Linked DNA regions of Mus musculus: region 1 is linked to region 2. The links are chromatin loops, found by intact Hi-C in ENCODE. Cell type or tissue: gastrocnemius. All regions are shown on one strand. Each heading gives the region's core, and the rest is flanking DNA. Links, peaks and the distances in the headings are about the cores only.

Region 1 (10,497 bases), core at 956-8,955, 100 kb after region 2:
CACATGAAGCAACCCAGAAGAACCTCAGAAACTCTACTGAGCAGCCAAAGGAACAGCAAGCATTCTTATGGTCCCATGACCGTGAAGACAGAGTATGAGTGAGACTGCTCAATGATGTTAAAAGTCCGGATGGGGGAGTATTGCCTAGGGAGGGGCCAAAGAGGACCTTATGGAATACTACATCTTTTCTATGTGTCCACTTGAGAATTGAATGCATGAGTAAGTGCATATAGCATGTATAGTAATTTATCAAACTGTGTACTTATGATTTTATACTTTAATATTTATATATATTATTTTTAAAAAGCTAAGCAGGTTGAAAATATACTTGTAAATTAGTATGCTAAAATGCAGTTAAATAAGGCAGAGCAGGCTCTGCTTCTGATTTTACAATTTATATTTCTGGATTTTAAATGCTGGTTGAGATTTAAAATTAGGTTTCACCCACACTATGGGAATACATTAGAGCCCTGATTTTTAAGATTAGATTCAACAAATGTGTGCTTTTAAATATTTATTAACTTAAAAATAGATCAATGATGAGGTTTATCCCGTGCCTTTGGTTGCCTGTTTTTCTAGGACTTGGGGGAAAGTGTTCATTTTTCCTAACATGAAAATAAAGTTGAGGAAAAAACACAGTCAGATGTGAGGTAGTTATTCAGCATTCTATCCATGACTATGAACTTGTTTATTAAAGCCTTCCAAAAATGAGGGAAGCCGTTGCATGCATATTATGCTGGTGAAACCCAAATATTGATAAATGTTTAGTCCTCCCAAATGTGCCAGAAATGTGTGTCAGTAGAATGACACGAAAACATTGGCTGTGATGCACACGCTTGGTGTAGACTGAACGAATCTGCTGTTGGATGTTTCTTGAATAGATAACAATTAGCTGTGAAGAGGCATCGCAGTGGAGCACTCAGTTTTGTCACTATTGCAGATGGGAGGGTACACTTTTAATCTTTGCTTGATGTTAAGAAAAATGCTACAAGCCTGGCCCTTGAGGGACTCGTTGAGTTTAAGCCTTGCAACCCTACAGGCTGTGTGATGCTGCACATTGGCCTTAAACTTTCTGAGCTTAGTCTTCTCAGTGGGACTACTAGTGAGTGTGGCAGTGTGAAGGCCACAAGGACAGAGTGATCAAAGCTAGGAGTATGGGTCTAGCACGTGACAGGTGCTCAGTCATGGCTCTCCTCCCTTCCTTCTTTCTAGGGCTCTCTGCTGCAAAAGCAATACCAACACACACACACATGCACACGCACACACACACGCACACACACACACACTGTTTGTTGCTCTCTGAACTGATCAATTCTGTTCATATGCTGCCATATTGTAACAGAATATACAGTGGTAGGCAGAGCAGTGGGTAACATTTGTTGTCTCTTTTTTTAAAAATTTTTTATTATTATGTATTTTCCTCAATTACATTTAGAATGCTATCCCAAAAGTCCCCCATACCCGCCCTCCCCCCCACCCCGCTTCCCTACTTACCCATTCCCATTTTTTGGCCCTGGCGTTCCCCTGTACTGGGGCATATAAAGTTTGCGTGTCCAATGGGCCTCTCTTTCCAGTGATGGCCGACTAGGCCATCTTTTGATACATATGCAGCTAGAGTCAAGAGTTCCGGGGTCTCTTTTTTACTGTTAAATAAATCCCTATTAGATAAAGCTAGTTAAAAATCACCAGAGGAATCTATGTCTTCCAGCCTGGGGGGTCTTTTTTCTTTTTTTCCTTCTCTGTTTTTGTGGATCTAGGGATGGAATCCAGAGTTTCAACTACGCTAGGCCAACACTGGAGCTTCGAGCCATGCCCCCAGCGAGTTCCCTCCTCTTAGCTTTGGTGTATCTCAGTTATGTGAGGTGGTACAGTGTAGACAGCCATTCAGCTGGGGAATCCCACTTTTTGTCTGAAAGGATGCCATCCTGCAATTAGGATGTCCACAGAGTTATCGGATACTGGGAAGAGTTATTTTCCCACAGTGTTGTCCGTCTTGACACGCTGATGGGAAGCACTCAGAAGCTTCTGAGGAAGCAGGACCTCCTCTCTGGTTCTATTTTTGGCATTGGTCGTCATGAACAGGCCCCAAAGAATTGCAAGAGTCAGCCTTGGGGGCAGCGGGGGTGGTGGGGAGGGAAACAGCTTTTCTGATTCGTTGACCATTGGAATTGGCTTGTAAAACTTATAGACTCTCCTTAGAGCATAATGATATCATTTTCATCTTCACAAACGTGGTGTACTCTCCAATCTAAGCAGCCAGCATGGCTTTATGAAACAAAGTCACCCCACCGTGCTTTAAATGGCAAGTGCAGCATCAGCCCCATGGTGGTATCTGTTCTGGAAGCTAATTAAAATTGCGCTAGCAGATGCCAGAAACAGATCCTGGGTTACATCCGGGTACGAGGTTGCTTTTTCCACATCACTTACTAAACTCCCTGTGCTGTCCTGAGTTCTAGGAGTGAGCCTAGGGCCAGTGGGAAAGAAATTTGGTTCTTACCCCTCCATACAGGACATATGTCTAGTGATGTCATAGGTCTGTCTGTGACTGGTGGGTGCCTTGTGCAATAACAATCTGTATTTGCTATAACGTACCACACTGGCTTGTTGATGTGGATTGAATGCGAAATTATTTAAAAGAAAAAGAAACCTCACTAGGTAAGTGAAGAATTTAAATTTTAATGCTGACTCTATCATTACTCCAATACTCATTTAGCCTATCAAAAAGCTAAAATTGTATCAAGTGCTTAGAATATGGGAGAACATTCTGTTCATTATGTCTATATTCACTGAATCCTCCCAGTAGCCCCAGAACCTCTATTTTATAGGTGAGTTACTGATCTAACTAAGGCTGAAGGTGAAACAATAGTGCCAACAACAACTTCCTGTACATTTATTGAGTGCTGGGAATATTCTAGGCACACAGATCTCTGACACAGCCAGCTGCTCAGACATCAGAGGATGGTAGACAGAGGGAACCAACAGGAGTTGTCAACAGGCCTTTGTTTAAACCCAAAGATGAAGACCTGGCTCAGTGCCGGGGATGTCCCATGAAGGGACATGGGTAACCCTTAAGGAGGAGTGGGAGTATCCAGGTGAGGTTCCTGGGGACTAGCAGGAGGCAAGTGGAACTCTTGGGGCCCAGGGCTTTCCCAGGTTGCTGGTTGGAGCTGTGCTGCAGGTATAGGACGTTAAAAGAGAACCAGTCATGAAGAGCAGGACTGCCAGAGTCTGTGGAGTGCAGAGGCTCAGGAAGACAGCGCCCCCTGGGTAGCCATGTTGTGAAGAGTTGTGTGGTGGTTGATTGAGATTGTTGACATGAGGGATTTAGAATCACCTACATCAACCTCCTGGAGTGTCCATGAGGATGTTCAAAGAGAGCTTTAATAAGAGGCTCACCTGGAAATGGCACCATCTCTCACGTTAGGCTGTGATGGAGTAAGATGGAATGAGGGGGAAAGTGAACTGAGACCATCGTCATCTCCATGGTTCCTGGCTGTAGATGGCAAAAAGCCACCATCCATGTCTTCCCTGCCACGATGGAAGGGAGCCAAAGTGGACAGGACCATCAACACCCGGCTCTGATGCCTATCTTATCAGCCTGAGCAGCTGCTGAGCTGAGAACCCATTTCTGATCTACCCCGTGTGACGTCACCCCCCCCCCCCAGGGCCAGTGTCACCCCGGAGCACAGTAAATAAAGAAACTGTCCACGCTGGTTCTCATGGGCATCCCACTTGCTGCTAAGCCATTGGAGCAACATGCTTGCACCTGTGCCGCTATCTCTTCAAAGAAACGTGGGTCTTTGGTTCAGTCGATTGGATTATTCATGTTTTAACATCACTTCTTATCTTTCAAGGAGAAAGTATCTCTGCGGAGGTGACGGGTATGAGTGTGCTGATATGTATCTGGAAGAAGGGTTTCTGAAGGAGAATGAGGTGGGGTTAGAGAGGGTGTTAGGGAGCAAAAAAAAATTATTAAAATTCATTATATACACGTATGACACTGTTAAAAATAAAAATAAGGTTAAATTTAAGGTTTTTAGTTTCAAATGATTCAAAGATGAGGCCTTCCTCATTTTATCTTTTTTAAAAACATAAAAGACTAACTCTATAATGTGACAATTAGAAAGATACTATGTAGGTAGAATGAATTAAGTACTTAAAGAACATTGCACGAGTAGATCTAATTTCCTAGTAGCCAAGGTACAAAGGAAAAAATGGAGTCGTTTGGTTTTCATACCCTGACAGAAATGAAACACTCATTGACCCGGAGTAACGATGAATTCTGAGTTCTGTGTTCAGATCCTGGGTGAATAGGCCATCTGTAAGACACTCCCAGGCACTGCTTACAAAAGTCTCCCACTTTCTGTCTTTAGTGTTACCAGCGGTGAAATGATCCACTTTCTGCCCTCAGTAGTTTCTAAGAGCAGTTGTCTTCAGAGTGGTTTGCAAAGCAGAACATTCTGGGAGCCAGCAGCAGAGAGATTGGGGTACTCTCTTTGCCCCACTCAGCCTCCATGGACCTATTGGCTGTATCTTCCTTTCCTGGTGTCTGGAGTGGTTGGCACAGTGAGTCAGAGGCTTAGCAAACAATGGAGTGCGCCACCTAGTGGTGATTACCCCGGTGGCCTCATTTCAAGTCCTCTCTGTTCTATAGCCCCCTCTCCCTAAGGCTGGGTCTTATACACCCTCCGTGGAATCCTGGTAAACAATAAGGTTCTGGGTTTCTAGTTCACTGGCATAATTTTCTAATTTTATGGTCAGGAGACACGTTATTACCGTTTGAATTGTTACATTTTCTACAGGAAGTTTAATGTATTGAGTCAAAATGTATTGAACATTGGTGTTTGGCCTTGGGACCCATGGAGAGCTCTTGCTGGAAAGAGCAACCACACTGTTCTTTCTCAGTACCACGGTGCTCAGCCTCTGCTTAGGGAAGCCCTGCAGATCCCTCCCCTTCCGTGAACTAACTCTGCCTATATCACCGTCACTTTTCCTCAGCCTGTGCTGATGGGGCAATGCCTTGCAAACCCTGCTCTCCTTCACTTCCACCTCACCCCCCGTCCACGGACCATGTCTCATCTGCTCAGTCTAGTGTCCATCTTATGCCTGAAGAACCCCTCAGGGCACTGGCCATGACCTCTCTCCTGAACTCTGTTGTCCAAACTGCTTCTCCACAGATGGTTTGCATTCTTGTTTCTATAAGACCTATTTACTTCGTGTACAAAGCCTGGACAGGGTTGCCTTCAAAGATTATATAGAGGGATGGATAAGAGCCAGATATAGCTAGTTATGCTTCGAGGCCACATTAGTAAATGCATGAGATAAATTATTGAGAGAGGGCCATACACCGGACGTTGGGAGACTGCATGAAGCAGACTTCTGAGCACAGATTTGTCACCAGTGTGTTGGATCTTGGAGAAGTTCATGGCTATGCCTTTGGCAGGCAGCTTGTTGCAGGGTCTTGGCTGACCTTGAACTTTATCAGGGTTGTTGTACTAAGAATATGACATCAGAGGGAACTCTGGATAGGCCTGCTGTAAGACAGTAAGAAAACTTTCTTCTAAGTGGGTGAGATGTGGCCATTGTGATTGTGTATGTGTGAAGATAGAGGGGACACACAAGAAATGAGGTGTGGCAGTTTTATGATTATAGTCCCAGCACTTAGGAGTCAGAGGCAGGAGAATTGCTACCAGTTCAAGATCAACCTTGGTTGCAGAGTAAGATTCTGTCCTAAAAACAAAACAACACAACAACAAAACCCAAAAGAAGTCGAAGATAAAAAGGAGAAAGAACAAGATAGAATAAAGATTCATATCTCTCCCTCCCTCCTCCCCAACTCTTCTCTTCCCTCCCCCACATACATGCAGAACAGTAGCAAATGAGCCTACCTGCCAGTCCCAGTCGGCACTGGGAAATGTGTGTTGGTTTGTCATCACACAGGGTCTCTGATGTCAGGCTAAGTGAGTGAGTTAGTGCAAGTGCCAGAAGCAAAACAGAATGACGTCACCTCAGTAGAGCTTTATAGACATGCCCACATACTTCTCAGGCTACAAGGAAAGAGGGGGTGGCAATGAGAAGACCTGAGGCGATGGTTTAGAAGTTTCACAAGAAACAGACATTCTGTAAGATGACAACAATGGGAGCCCAAGGTTGGGAGGATGCAGGAGGGACTTGATTTAAGAGGAAGGAAGCAATGTGCCAATCAGAATGGAGGCCGGAGATAGAAGGAGTGAAGTTGGGGACAGTGGCACTGGAGTTTGAGCCTGGAGGGTGAGAGAATGTTTATAAGGGTCAAGTGACATCATTCTGTCTGGCCAAGTCAAAGCTATTTTCTGGCTCCATTGAATGACTTAGGATTGGCTTGAGCCCATCAGTAATAGTCTGAGAACAGGAAAGAACTAGTCCTTTCGACAAGTACAATAGACTACAAGAGATACACAAGGGCCTGAGTTTGCTTCCCAGAAGCCATGTTTTGTAAAAGCCAGATGGGGTAGTGCACTCTTGAAACCCCAGTGCTTAGAAGGCAGAGACAAGTAGATCTTCTCAGCTTGCTGGTCAGCTAGCCTAGTCTGCTTGGTGAGTCCCAGACCAGTGAGAGACTGCCTCAAAAACCAAGGTGGGTGACTCTTAGAGTAACACCTCAAAGTCTTCTGGCCTCGACATGCATGCTAAACTCTGAACCCACCACACACATGCAAGGCAATGAGGTGCTCTTGTTATCACTTAGAAAGACCACATAGAATTATTAATTAAAGCTGCTTAATGCATCTATCTCTTGACACTAATGTAACCTCCTTTCTGATGGGAATACTTGCAACACACTCTTTTATCTTTTCCTTCTTGCTCTCCTGGTAGTAACATCTCCCAGGATGGGCAGGACTCTCACTACCACACTACGCTATGAACGCCACCGAGAACAATTTGAGTTAACTTCAGATTCAAAGAGAGCTCAATGCAAGCCCCAGGACAAGGGTAGAAAGGCGGTGAGTCTCAGGAAGGGCTGCACTGGGTCAGAGGATGCTACACTGCCAGGAGGCAGCTCCTTCTCTACTGCTCAGGACTCAGAGCCACTGTCCAACCACACCTCTGGTTCAGGAAAGACCACCCTCACCTGAGGCTACTTAGATCAGAGCCCGCATTCTTAAATAGTCATTCTGACCAGCTTAATGAGCAGCCCGGTTTATGAGGTGATAGTTTATAAATGTGGATCTGGGAAAGGGGAGGACAACAAGCAGGAGGAGTCCTGATGTGTTCCACAGTCACGCTAGAACACATCGTTTACCTTGATTACTGTGGCAGCTTTTTCCTTTGGACATAGCAGGGTCTTGCTGAATAACTAGCCACATATGACAAACACCTTCAATGCTAAACTCATTATTCAAATGTCAAAGGACTTTAATATAAACAATGCATTTCCAGATTTGGGGACATATGGCGTGCTTTGAACTGTAGTAAATATTACGGGGTCCTGCCTGTCCCCTGCAGAGCCTGCTCCAGGCGGTAGAGATTGAGAGACCTGATACCATCTTTGTTATTTCCATGACTGATCTTCCTGTTAGGCCACTTTCACTGGAGGAAATCATGAAACTGTTCTTGCTTGCAACAAGTCTTCTGAGGGAAACAAAGTATGAAGTGGGAAATAAGGTCTGAGCTTTGTCACTTTGATGACAATGTGCCTGGAGGATCTGGAAGCTGCAGGTCTCAGAGGGAGTAAATTCAACCAAAATGGAATGCATTAGGAAAGTGAAGGATTGGGACCTGGAAGCTGCTCATTAGGGTGTTTTTAACTGGGCTGAATTTTAACAAAAGCCTTGCTTACTCACTTGGTTTATTGTTGTTCTTGTTCTTATTTACTCCTTAGCCAAATTTGTTTTGCATTTTAAATTTCCACAACTCTGGAAAATCTAAATCCTCCAATCTAGGCTACAACTAACTTAAAAGCAAGACCCAGCAGTATCAGGGCATCCAGAAGTGTGGTTCAGTGGGCCTACCCACTTTACCAGATCCTGCACCCAAGGTGTGGAAGCATCTTCACCCCACACAGAGGCTCCAAAACGTAAGCATCAGTTCTGCGTATTGTATAGTAATAGAGGCCACTGCGTTTACTTCAGAGCAAAGAGGCCTAGGCTATGAAGAGAATGCAGGAAGAGATGGAATTTATGAATGGCACATCCTTCTGTAACTGGCCATGGGCACGTGGAGTGGGTGTGGGGATACATGCTTACCATGGTGCACCAGTGTAGGGAGTGAACACTGTGGGTGTTGGTCTCGCTCTTTCACACTATGCTATTCTGAGATCAGATCTCTTTGTTGTTCATGGCCACCAGAACTCCTGGAGACTCCCCTGTCTCAGCTCCAATCTCTCTACAGGAACAGTGGGACTTCAGATGCTTGAGCTGTGTATCTGGATTCTACATGCTTTCTTGGGATTTGAACTTGGATCTTTCTGCTTGCATGGCCAGGGACTCCATCTATCCATCTCTATGATTTGTTCCCTTTTGCAGGGGCTGAGTCGCTGAGCATTGGCATAGGAGGGGACTAGAGGCGTCCCAGTTGCTACTTCCAATAGTTACTAATTCTCTTAGTGGTGGGGAGCTGGGGGAAGAACCTCATTCTCCTGGTTTGTAATCTGTCTCCTTTTGAGAAAATAAAAGTATAGTTGTAGAGAAACGATATGTTTCACAAATACCTTCAGCATAGGGTTAGGGCCTATAGCTGTATCCTGTATCTTATAGGCTGACAAACTGTAGAAGAAAGCCCATTCATGTCCTATTTAAAGATAACTCACAAACCAAGTATTTTCAGAGACTAATCTCTCTCTCTCTCTCTCTCTCTCTCTCTCTCTCTCTCTCTCTCTCTGCCTCTCTCTTTCTCCCTCCCTCTCTCTCTCTGCCTCTCTCTCTGCCTCTCTCTCTCTGCCTCTCTCTCTCTGCCTCTCTCTCTCTGCCTCTCTCTCTCTGCCTCTCTCTCTCTGCCTCTCTCTCCCTTTCCCCTTCCCTACCACAAATAGATGTATATGTGGCAGTGACCACATGGCCTTCAGAACTTAAAATCTATCCTGCCTGCTTGCCTCCAGAAATTTGCTGACCTAAGACCCCGTGGAAGCCATGGCAACCCCACATCCAGTTGCTGACTGGATCCCAGCATCCTGCCTCAGTTCCAGCTATCAGGGACTCAGTTCCAGGCAGATTGTGGGTCAGATCAAGTTCTGACCATCCTGCTACTTATTCTTTTGCTTGCTTTGTTGGTACTGCTTGCCTGTGACTGAGTTCTGACCCAACTAGAAGTCTAAGGAGGAGAAGGGAATGGTTTGGAGAAAGCTTTAGCACTCCTGTTATTCTTTTGGCAGCTGTCGTTTCACATGGTTGTGGTATGAACGCTAGAGTCACTGCAGCTATAGTATTGCATGAGGTGAACAGCCAGATTGTCTTTTCATCCATTCTTGACATCATCAAATCAATGCTACTAAGCAGCAACCTCAAGATGTCTGTGTGTAAGAAAATTAAATCCAGCTTTACTTAAGTCATTGTAACTCTTCTGTCTGTTACTTGTACTCAGCTATCTTCTTACCGATGGACTCTCCTTAGCCCTGGACTGTGAGGTCCTTCCAACTTCTTTTAGCTAGGGGATATCTTCAGGTCACTCAGAACTCACTGGACATTTCTTGCGCTATTTCTTTGTGACTGCTTCTACTGCTTGCATCTATGCACATAGGCTTAGCTTTGTTATTAAATGGTCTCTTATGTATTTTAGATAAGCTATGCCGTTTATGTAACCTTTCAGTTCATAGGTTTCTAAAGTTGGAGTGATAATGGCACACACCTTGTAAGGTTTTTTTTTTTTTCGGCTTTTGAAGCTGTCCCAGGTTTGCTAGACCCCCCTCTGCCCTTTCTCCCTCTCCAGTCCTTCCTAGGCTGTTTAATAAAGCAGTAAAGTTCTGAGAATATTTATACTCCTTACTAATGGTGGGAAGGAAGGCAATGGCCTTAGAGGGACTTAGGAAATGTTTATGTAGAAGCTTTTTTAAAAGTTTATCAGCATATATTAATTATACATAGTGACAGGTTTCATTTCATACATATAAATGATATATTTTTATTATATTTATTTTATATTTTCCTTTCTTGTCATCCCCCCACACTCCTTCTGACTCTCTCTTTCTTAACTAGTCCTCTTTCTACTTGTGTGTGTGTGTGTGTGTGTGTGTGTGTGTGTGTGTGTGTGTGTGAACTTGGTGAATCAGTAAGTTACTGACAGGAGCATAGTCAATTTACCAGTAGCCACACCACTGAAGAGAATATCTCTCCTCCCCATGGCTACCATAACTACCTGTGTGGTCCTTAAGAAATCGAAGCTTAACCTCAGATTCCATGAGGAAAAACAGCCAAAGACTCTTCAGTTCTCAGTGTGAGCCAACTGAAAATGGATAAAGGGAGGCGTGCCATACAAAGCCAGCAGGGAAAGGATGTGCTTTCTCGCAGCCTTTCAAGTCACCTG
Region 2 (10,497 bases), core at 738-8,737:
TCACAATTCCACGAGGAGCTGCAAGATGTATGAACATAAATGCATTCAGGGTTGCACAATCTATCACTGAGCTCTTATTTATCACCGAGTGTCTTCCTGGTTGGATTTCCATTTTAATGTACACTCTAAGGTTTTTTTTTTTTTTGTCAAAAACAATAATAATAATCCCTGTCTCCATTAATCCAGTGGCGCTTCTGGAGAACATGGCTTCTGGAGAACAAGATCTTAAATTTCTTCCTCTTCAGGAAAAGGTCCCCTTTATAAGTTCTTATATTTTATAAATCCCCCATGGTGATTCTCACACCTTCCTTTTACCAACCAAAAGCACAATCACTTGGATTTTTCTGGAAAGAACGAACGAAAGAAATTGCCTTAGAGTCATTTTCTATTATTTCCAGGAATAGAATTAAATTAGTGCAATAAAATTTAAGAAAGTCCCCCTTTCAAATTTAGCCTCTGTGCTCATTTTTTTTTAAATTTCTTTTATTACTTGAAAATTGCTGTCACAAAAACACCATAGCCAAAAGAAATTTGGGGAGAAAAGAGTTTATTTCTGTTTACAGGTTACAGTTCCTCATGAAGGGCAGCAAGGAACTCAGGACAGGAACCTGGAAGCAGGAACGGAAGCAGGAATTATACTGAGCAGTTTGCTCGACATGATTTGCTCAGCCTGCTCAGTGACGCAGCTCAGGACTGCCAGCCAGGCAAAGAAACCGGTAGAGTTTGTGATGCACTTGTGTTAAAGCGGGATCTATTAGAGTAGCCTGTGACTGTCTGGTAGGCCACCAGTGAGTGTTTTTACATGTAAGAGCCTGAGAACCTAGTAGACCAGTGTTTCCTAATGCTGTAACCCTCAGGTCCTCATGTTATGGTGACCCCAACCATAAAATCATTTTTGTTGCTATTTTATAACAGTAGCTTCTGCTACTGTTATGAATCGTGATGTAATGTAAATATCTGATATGCAGGTTGAGAACCACAAGGTCAGGTTGGCCTTGGACTCTGTAGTTCAGGCTATCCTTGGACTTTTGATCTACCTGCCTTGGCACCCAGAGTAGGTGGGGTTGTAGTCTTGTGGCAGCAGGCCATGCTCACCTTCCTTTGCTTTTGTTTGAGTGTATGTTTCCCTATTTTATTGTATTTTACATCTATCTATCTATCTATCTATCTATCTATCTATCTATCTATCTATCATCTGTGGGGGTCGGTGTGCACTTGTCATGGCTTCTATATAGAGGTCAGAACCACCAGCCTCAATCAACATCCCTATCAGTCAAATTGGTCTATCAGGGACAAGTGGCTGAGGCAAGCTTGCTAGGGGTGCCAGGACAAGCTAGGGCCTTAACAGTTCTGCTAATACCAACAGCGTAGATCAGCCGCCCATTCTCGACACACTAGTTAAAGAGATAGGAAATAGTGAGATGCAGAGAGAAGTTATTTAACCCACATGGCCAGTGTGGGTAGAGCAGATAAAGAGGTCTCTATCAGCAGTCCCTCTGTGACTGACAGGGGCTTTAGGTTTCAGCAGAGAACGGCTGAGGCAAGGAGGTAAGAGGTAAGTAGAGTCTGTTGATGGCAGTCTTCTTGGTCCTGCAGAGCTTGTTATCATTGTCGTTGCTTGAGGGGTACCATCTGGTTCTCAAGATCTGATCTTGCTCCAGGGCCCTCAGTTAAGAGTCGTTCATCCTGTAGGCTGGCCCAGCAGTTGTAAGTAGTTTCTAATTTTTATCATAAAGATGTTTGTCTATTGGCCCTATTCTTCAAACCCAAAGTGGTTCAAGAGGAAGGACTAAGGAGTCAAGTGCATAGCCAGAGAAGAAAAGCATGGTATTAGTGAGACCAGCACCCATGTTCTCCACTCCACATAAGAAGGAATCAAAATATCCTAGCAAATACACAAGGTCCCATTGCCTTCAGAAAGAGAAGCTTGGTGCCTTCCAGTTTCCAGGAACTGAGTATGTTTCAGGGAAACAGATGCCCCTGGGGTCAGAAGTCAGGTTTCCTAACTCTTGCTTGGAGATAAACCCTCACCTGGGAGCAACTGTTTTGTGCTGAAGTCAAATGATTTTGTTGTTGTGATTACATAAGCTCTTGCCTCAAAGAGCTTTTATCAATATCCTTTTACTTGATGGAAGTTACATAACTTAATTTTTAAGTGCTAAGTTAACTTTGCTTAGTCTGAAAAAGAAAAAAGAAGAAAAGAAAAGGTGTTCTCAAGCATTGCCATGCTATCCAGCAGAACCCTGCACCATTATTTTTACCTCAAGAAATTCTGGGTCATCTTTGGGGTGTATTTCAAATGTAGACTATTTGGAGATAGATAATAGGACAAGGAAAGTCCTTTCGTGGGTTTTTATTCTCTACGACAAATATAGTCTCTTGTTCTCCTCTTGGTGACCTCTAAGCCAAAGATTCCAGAACATTCTTTACCCCCTTTGTTCCCTTGCTTTAAGAAAGAAAGGCCTGTTATAATAGCAAGCCATAATCTAATGGCATCCTGCTGGTACTCCCCACTGCTCCTTGTCGCTCCCTTCTTCAAATATGTTGTCACACATTAATATAACATCTACAGCCCAGGCCTGTTAACAGAAACCCCCACCCAGCCTGCCCCCCAATTAAGGTGCCAACGCCACCCCTCACTGCCGCCACTGAAGAACAGATTGCCTGTTACATCACTCAAGCCCATTATCCCCCTTCCTCCCTGTGGCATGAGGCCCTTTTAGATGCTTTCTGCTGATGGTTTAAGCAGAGGCAAGACATATTTAGCATTTTAAGATTAATATTATATACGCTTGACTTTTACAAGGCTAGACACCCAGGGGACTGACATTTAATAGATGTTAATGGAATTTAATTTTTATACACATTAGGTATGAACATTTATCTTCTAAGTAAAATAGTATGGAACCTTATGTAACACCAGGAAGATTTCAAAACAAATTTTTTTTTTTTTCATCTGGCAACCTTGAATCTAGTTACTGAGCAGCAAAGCTGCTTTTTGGTATTTAGACTTTAAAACCTGAATATAATTATCATTAATTACACTGAGACTGTCAGTGTTAACTTTGCATGTTCCATAGTTATTATCATTGCAAAATAGTTCTGAAGTGGTATTTAAATAGAAACTTTCTCCCCAATCTATTTTACCAGTAACTTTCATTTAAAGAAGAGTTATTGCTTCAAATAAATACAAAACCATGTTAAACCAATGAATCAATCAAACCAAAGAGTCCAAATATATTAAATAACAATTATTAATTGTTATTATGTATATTATGCTAATAATATATTAATTAATAATCAGCAGTTTACTTTTTGTAATTTTTTTCTTTAATGAAAAAAAAAAACTCTAAGAAAGCATTTTCCACCAAAATAGCTTGCAAAAAGAAAAGGTATTTGTCAAGGTTCATGGTGTGAATTATCTTGGTGCTTTAAGGCTAAGACTAGGAGGAGAACTAGGAGTGTGATAGCCACTTTAAGAACAAAAGTGTGTGTGGAGTTCTGAATGTCAAGGTCCAGTTTCACACTCTCTGGGTGTGTTTGCTTTTGGAAGCTAAACTGGGTCCGACCTGGTTAGTGCTTGAGTGGGAGAACACATAGACAAAACAAAATAAAACAAAACAAAGCAAAGCAAGCAAACTTTTAAAGCCCAGCAGCTAAATTTCTGTATGGTGAGATCTCTCCAGTTCCTGTTAATGAAGAAACACTGTATGCTTGGTTTTTGCTTTGGTGTCTGGTACTGTATCTCAGTATACATCGATGAATGTATACAATTTTGACAATAGCCACATAAAAGAAGACAATGCAGTACAAAGCCCAAGAGGAAAAGATCTGGGCTCTGTCACATATGTGGGTAAGACACACATGCAAACTTCAGTTCCCTGGACCTCTAGCTTCTCTATGTAAATTTGGATTCTGTATTTGCTATAGAATGGCCTTGTAGCTCCTGAAGGCTTCCAAATCTTAAAATTACACACTGTGTGTGTGTGTGTGTGTGTGAAAATGGTGATTGGCTGTATGTACACGTGTGGAGGTCCTAAGTCAGTGTCTAGAGACTTTCCAGATCACCACCAACCTTATTTTATGAGAAAGGGTCTCTCACTGAACCTGGACTTTGCCACTTGGCTCTCAACTATCCCTGGGTTCTACCTGTCTCTGATCTCTCCCCCCCCCACCCCCCCAGAACAGGCATTACAGCCCCTTGCATCCAGCCTAAATCCTTTTAGTTAGACTAGGGATGTCTGGACTCAGGATCTGAACTCCGTGCGGCAAGTTACTCGATCCACCAAACCATGTACTCTCTACCCCTCCCCCATCGTTATTTTTGCCCTTTCATTCTGGACTATAGCCAGGAGCCTCCGTAGGAAGCAGAGATGAGTACAGACCACAGAAGCTCTGTATTTGTGACTTCAGAAATAAATGAAGTCTACTGGGAGCAGCAGTTTCACACAAAGGCTTGGACAAGCATGGGAAATGTGTGCAAGAGAGGAAAAGGAGAGGTCAAAAGAGAGATTTTATTTATGACTGATTAACAAATGATTAATTCATAAAAAGCTGTTCCCTCCCGAGAGCACAGGATCCTTTAGTTCCTAATTGGACAGTGCCCGGATCATAAATAAGGGAGAATCCCTGTTGCCTATAGCAGAGGAGGGGCTTCAACAAGACAGGCTTGTTCTTGTCTCTATCCTGATTTACCATATGACCTTGGGCAAGCCATTCATCTTCCTCCAATACAGTTTCCTTAATTGTAAAATGGAAATAAAAATACTCACTGGCTTGCTGAAGAGTAACGAGACAAAATGAATGCCCTGAAGCTCCCGAGGGAAAGAGGCTGTGTTTGAGAAAGCAAAGGACTATTAAGTAGTGTTATTGGAGTTTTCAAACAAGTTGAGAAAGAAAAGCCAGGGCAATAAACTCAAGAGCTTGAAAGTTTCCTTTTCTAACCACACAAACAGCAGAAGTAAGAGACTCTGCTTTTATAACCAGCCCAAGGTTTCCTGCTGGTTCCTTTAGCAATGGCTAGGGAGCTGGAAATCCAGTGGCTGGAAGCCTGTCCCTGAGTTTCTGTCTTCATAGTTCTCTACCCTTTCCTCTACAGTGACCAGACGAGGAGGGAATGTTTCACACATGGGTCTTCCTTTTTTTGTAACATAGCGGATAATACTTCTAAGAGCCACATATACTTAGACATAAATGCAGATGCCTGGCATATAGTACCAACTTCCGAAGAAGCATTTACAGAGAACTTCTGTTCCATTGAAGCAGACTTGTTTTGAAAGTACTGCAATACCCACCTCACCAAAACCCAACGGTTTTCATGACAAAGCATTGAGATATAAAGGTACACGCGAGGGCATTATCTGTACATTACGAAGGCAAATAGGAACCATAAAGCCCTCTTCTTCCTTCAGCCGAACAAAACAAGTTTGGGACTTGGGCAACGCCTTAAAATTCCAGCACTTGGACACAAGAGGGCACTGTGAGCTTGCTTTGGCAAGGGACGGAGGGCAAGTTACAATCCGTGCTAGGTAGGGAGGGTCCGGGGTAACCCAGAGCCTTGCTCCAGGATCAGAACCATAATCTAGTCTCTGAACACGGAAACGCGGGTGATCTAGGACTGCGGGCAGACACGGCTCCGTGACTACCCGCGTTGTAGTCTTTCTTCTTCCCAAACAGAAGGTTCTTCCTGGTAGCTATTTTTCAGTATGAGACGTTTGGATCCAGGAGCTTGGGACTCAGCATATAGGCCCCAGCTATTGTAGAAATACGGGACGCATTTTGGGTTCACCCATATCAGGTATTTTACAGACCATAAAGGAGAGAGAGAGAGAGAGAGAGAGAGAGAGAGAGAGAGAGAGAGAGAGAGAGAGAGTTAGTTTGATTCTCAGTGTCTGTCCCAAGAGGGGTTTAAGCTTCACTAATTTAGTGGAAACGTGGCACAGAGAGTCCCTTACCCACAGCCAACGGTCCTGGAGCCACGGGGAACGACTCTAAAGCCACGGATGGGCAGTGCCATCATTAGTGTTGTGCCTAGAGACAGGTAGGGCCCCAGAAGGACTCTTTCAGGAAGGGTATTGGCCAGGTCTGGCTCTAGAGTGAAGCTGAGTGTTACTTTTGTGAAAAGGAAATTGTTGCTGCCTGCAAGGTTTCTTAAGGTTCTAACTGCTTCCCCAAAGATCAGACGAAGTGAAAAGAGGCCTAGGAACTCCGGGGGGTCGCCCTTCTCCTCCCCACTCCCCCGCCTCCATTCAAAGCTGGGCCATGGGCACCAGGAGGGAATCTCGGTTAATTTTGTTACTCCCATCTAGGCAGAAGTGCTAGATGCCCTAGTGTTCTCTTTAACACAGCTGCGTGGTGGTGTATGTGGTGGTGTATCAATTAACACGCGACCCTGGGGCAGAGAAGGGGGAGTCGGCTGTGGTCCCTGTCTCGGAGGCAGAAAACCTCTCTTGTCCCTGGGCAGGGAGCCACCTGGGGCAGAAGAGCTGTAACGCGAAGTGAATAGAAAGCAAAAAGGCAGGGAGAGATTGAGGGGGTCTGACACAACGCGGTGTGCTTGTGTGGCTGGAAGGAAGGTGGGGGTGGGGAGGGATGCCGATCAGGTAGGGATGCGCTGACCGAGGAGGAGAAAGTAACAACCCACCCCAAACTTTCGCAGGTCAGATGGCCTTGGAGGGAGAGGCAATCGGGAGCAGTCGTGCCCCTCCCGACACCCACCCGGTGTGACTAGTTATAGCGAGGAGGGGCCTCGCGCCCATCAGGCTGGACAGTCCCCACGTCGCTCCCACCCTGCTGCCAAAACGCAGCTGCTTGGGGCACAGAGCGCAGCACCACAGAGCCAGACACACCGTGCCTGTGGAGCCTTAGCAACCCGCTCCTTTGAAAGGACATTCTACGTGCATCGGGAAAGGAGAAGGGACACTGGACTCAACAGCTTCTCTCAGGACCAGTGACCGGGTCCTCCCCTTGGACACCCAGGCGAGAGTACCCACTGGCTTGGGAACTGAGCGAAGAAAAAAAAATCTAGGGGTTTGGAGAAGTCGGATTCAAAAGAAATGTCGAAAGATATCCAGGGCAGCCACCGGAGTCCGGAAGCTTAATAGCCACCGGGTCACCGTGACCCCGGGAACGACAGTGACTGACAAGCGCACAGACCAGGCGCTCGCCATCATCCACCGGTCTGCCCGCCGGAGCCGCCTCCACGGCGTGGGACCCGGTTGCAGACGTCCACGGAGCCGGCCAGATAGCGACATGCAGCGAGCACTCCCCAGACTGCCCCAGCTGGGGAACCTCCTGGGCGGCGCAGCGCGACGGTGACCCGCGCGGGTGCGAGGGGTGTGCCCGGCCCCGCCTGCGCGCCCCTCCCCGCGGTGGCCGCGCATCCAGGGGCGGCGCGGAGCCCAGCCGCTCGCCCAGCCGCCAGTGCCCGCGAGCGCCGCGCCTGCTCGGGGAATCCACTTCGCCGCTAGACGCTCCTCGTTTTCTCTCGCTCCCTCCCCGGCTGCTTTCTATGGCTCTGACTCTGCGGCCGGAGCCTAACCACTAAGGGAGAAACTTTTCCTGCTGTTTCTTCTCCCCACCCCTTTCCAGGAGAGGATTAAAAGTTGCAAGAACTGGTGCCGCCCGTGTCACTTGGGTACTCGCTGGCGAGTTCCGAGTCTCAGCCATGTGCACCAACATAGTTTACGAGTGGCTGAAAGCGTTACAGCTCCCACAGTACGCTGAGTCCTTCGTGGATAATGGCTACGATGACCTGGAAGTGTGCAAGCAGATCGGAGACCCGGACCTGGACGCCATCGGGGTGCTGGCTCCCGCGCACCGCCGGCGCATCCTAGAGGCTGTGCACCGGCTGCGGGAACAGGATGCGGCCGCTGCCGGCCTCTACTTCACCCTTGAACCGCAGCCCGTGCCACCGGCACCGCTGGTAGAAGCGGTGCCCCCAGGCCGCCGGGGGGAGCCATGTGGCAGCTCAGCCCAGGGCACTCGCGGGGACCCCCGTGGCCAGCCGGGCGCTCCCTGCAGCAGGGAGCTGGTGAGCTACCCTAAGCTGAAGCTGAAGATCATGATCCGGGATAAGCTGGTCCGCGATGGCATCCACCTGAGCAAACCCCCATACTCACGCAAGGTAAGGAGGCCCCGCCAGGGCGACCTTGGGCATGGCGGGAGGGAACCAGGCCTGGAGCTTCTGCAGCGGCTCAGCAGTCAGTCTAGGTGACAATTGAGAAACCAGGGTGTTCGGGGTGTCTGGTTCTCCCGTTTTCTGCGTTATCTATCTATTCCTTCTGTGCTGGCGTCTCTAATAATAGCTGCTCACTCATATTTTGCATGTAGACAACTCTTAACAGCACCCTAGCATATGGGCTCGATTGTCAGGTTCTGAGCAATGGGTGCTTGCTTTTGGTGGCCACCGGGAAATCCTAATGCCTCTGGGAAATCCTAATGCCTCTAGTAGTGTCTGGCTTGGAAGAGTGAAAAAAAAAAAAAAGATGGGTCACATCTGCCTTATTTTCAACCTTCCTCTTTTTCTTTACTTTTTTCTTCTGAGTTTTGAGAAACTTCCAAGAGGAGTGGGTGACTATTGCCAAAGGAGTAGGGGAATTCAGGGCCTGCTGTTCTCAATTCCATGCTATGGAGAAGTGTCCCATTAACAGGAACCTATGTGTGTGTGGTGGTGGTGGGGGGGGGGGGCGTGCTAAACACAAAACTTGTGCCTATTCACAGGAGGCTCCTAAAGCTTAAGGATTCCGGGTAATGGGATGCTGAGCAAACGGGTCATCTGGGGTCTGTGGTATCACTAGTGATTCAGATGAAAGGAAGATAGATTCTTTTCAAAACTCCAAGGCACATGTGTAAGGAAGGCCAGGAAGAGGTGACATTTCAGTACCTAGAAAGCAATCCTCACACGTGAGAGCAGGCTACACGTTCTCATGGCCGCTCTGTGTGGCACGCAGACATGTGGCATGAGGTTTGAACAATTAAGTACCAGAAAGTGCATTTTTACACCAGAGTGCTGTCTCTAGCTTCAAGTGGGTTGGTTTGGCTTAGTGAAGTGAATAGGTTTGGCTTAGTTTCTGAAGCTGTCCTCCTAGAGAGTGCCAATTTGGCAGAGATGCTGACAGCACAGGTAATGTCTGGCATTGCCTGGAACTCAGGAAAATGAGCATCTCAGCCTGAAAACAAGGGGCCTGGAGAAGCCTAGTTGAAGAATATGCAGCAGGCTAGGTGTGTTAACATCTAAGCATCATGGGAGGAAATATCTGGTCTAAATGCTGTGTGGGTGGCATTAGCCCCAGGGGGCTGGACTGAAGGTCATAATGCCTAATGGTCAAGTTCAAGGGCTACTGGTGCACAAAGTAGATACAGTAAAAGGAAATAATGGTTTAATATTATCCACCTGCTGTCTTGCAGGTAGTGGGTGGTCGGGGTGGTCAACCATGATCACCTGCCTGAGAATACAAATTGCTTTTATAAGGAGGATAGATTAGAAAGAAGGTTTGCCTCAAGCACCTGTCCCAGACACCTACTCTGACAGGACCATTGATGGGTGTTGGGATCAGGAATGGAGAAGCTCAGGCACATGCTGTACGAGCCTGAAGGATGCCCAGTGTGGTTAGAAGGATTGTGGTCAGCGGAACAGAAATTTAGTCCACTACCAAAGGAGCAGGAGGCCAACTCACTGTTTGTTACTAATATACCAGAAAGTAAAGAGAGCTTGCACCGAGAGATGTGTAACCGAGCCCATGGGAGGGCTCAGTTCAAAACCTGGACACAAAGAAGGCAGATAGTAGCTATGGCTGGTTCAATCTTCAGGACTACTATAGTGCAGTGTTGGGTGCTACGAGAATGGGTGATCCTTCTGTCTCTGTCTCTTGAGTGCTGGGATCACAGGTGTGACCAGCATACCTAATGATAACACATTTTTATAAGTCAGATTTGTATAAAAAATTTCAGCTTGCATTGACACTGTTCATTTTCCATGTAAAGAATTACTTCTGTCAACTTTATTTAGTTAAGCCATGTAGCCTAAACTGTCTTCAAACTCACATCCAAAGTACTAGAATTATAGGCATGTATCACCAGGCATAGCTTTTCAGTTTGCCTTTAACTAAATATCCCATTACAGTAATGCTTAACAAAAAAACTTGCCCACTTTTACTTTCTTGTTGTTGTATTTTTCAAAAGACAGATTTCTTTATGTAGCACTGGCTGTCCTAGAACTAGCTCTATATACCAGGTTGGCCTTGAACTCACAGAGATCTGCCTGTGTCTGCCTTCCAAGTGCTGTGATTAAAAGCAAATGCTACCATGACCCAGCTGATTTTGCTTTCTATGGGTATTTAGTTTTCCTTCTTTAACTGATAGAAGAATCAATTAGGTCTAGTAATATTCTCATTACCCTTTTCACAGTGTTCCTTTTGGGGATCAAATGAATGGATCTGGAGAACTTCATTGTATGAAAGAAGAACACATATTGACATAGGAATTAAAGCATAATTA

What was found. Hi-C counts contacts between places; a loop is a spot of excess contacts. Peaks named below come from ENCODE experiments on the same cell type or tissue, not always from the same donor. Only the 100,000 strongest peaks of a DNase experiment are listed, where the experiment ranks them.
Region 1: it touches region 2 in a loop (11-fold over the local background); 21 of 42 quality-filtered maps call a loop at or near these places.

What each region holds. Positions count from the first base shown.
Region 1 is chr10:9,569,868-9,580,364 of GRCm38, reverse strand. It overlaps a transcript of Samd5 not described here. Among named protein-coding and RNA genes, the nearest start is that of Samd5, 100 kb to the left of the region's middle. In gastrocnemius, for the core only: no CTCF peak of the experiment used is centred there; DNase peaks (open chromatin) are centred at 3,261, 3,542 and 4,590.
Region 2 is chr10:9,672,133-9,682,629 of GRCm38, reverse strand. Samd5 (sterile alpha motif domain containing 5) reads left to right here and starts at 7,422. Exons shown (of 2, transcript NM_177271.3): 1 at 7,422-8,125. The coding sequence starts at 7,667. In gastrocnemius, for the core only: a CTCF peak has its summit at 5,474 (motif pointing right); DNase peaks (open chromatin) are centred at 6,766, 7,258, 7,366, 7,926 and 2 more places; H3K4me3 peaks cover 3,636 bases; H3K27ac peaks cover 2,455 bases.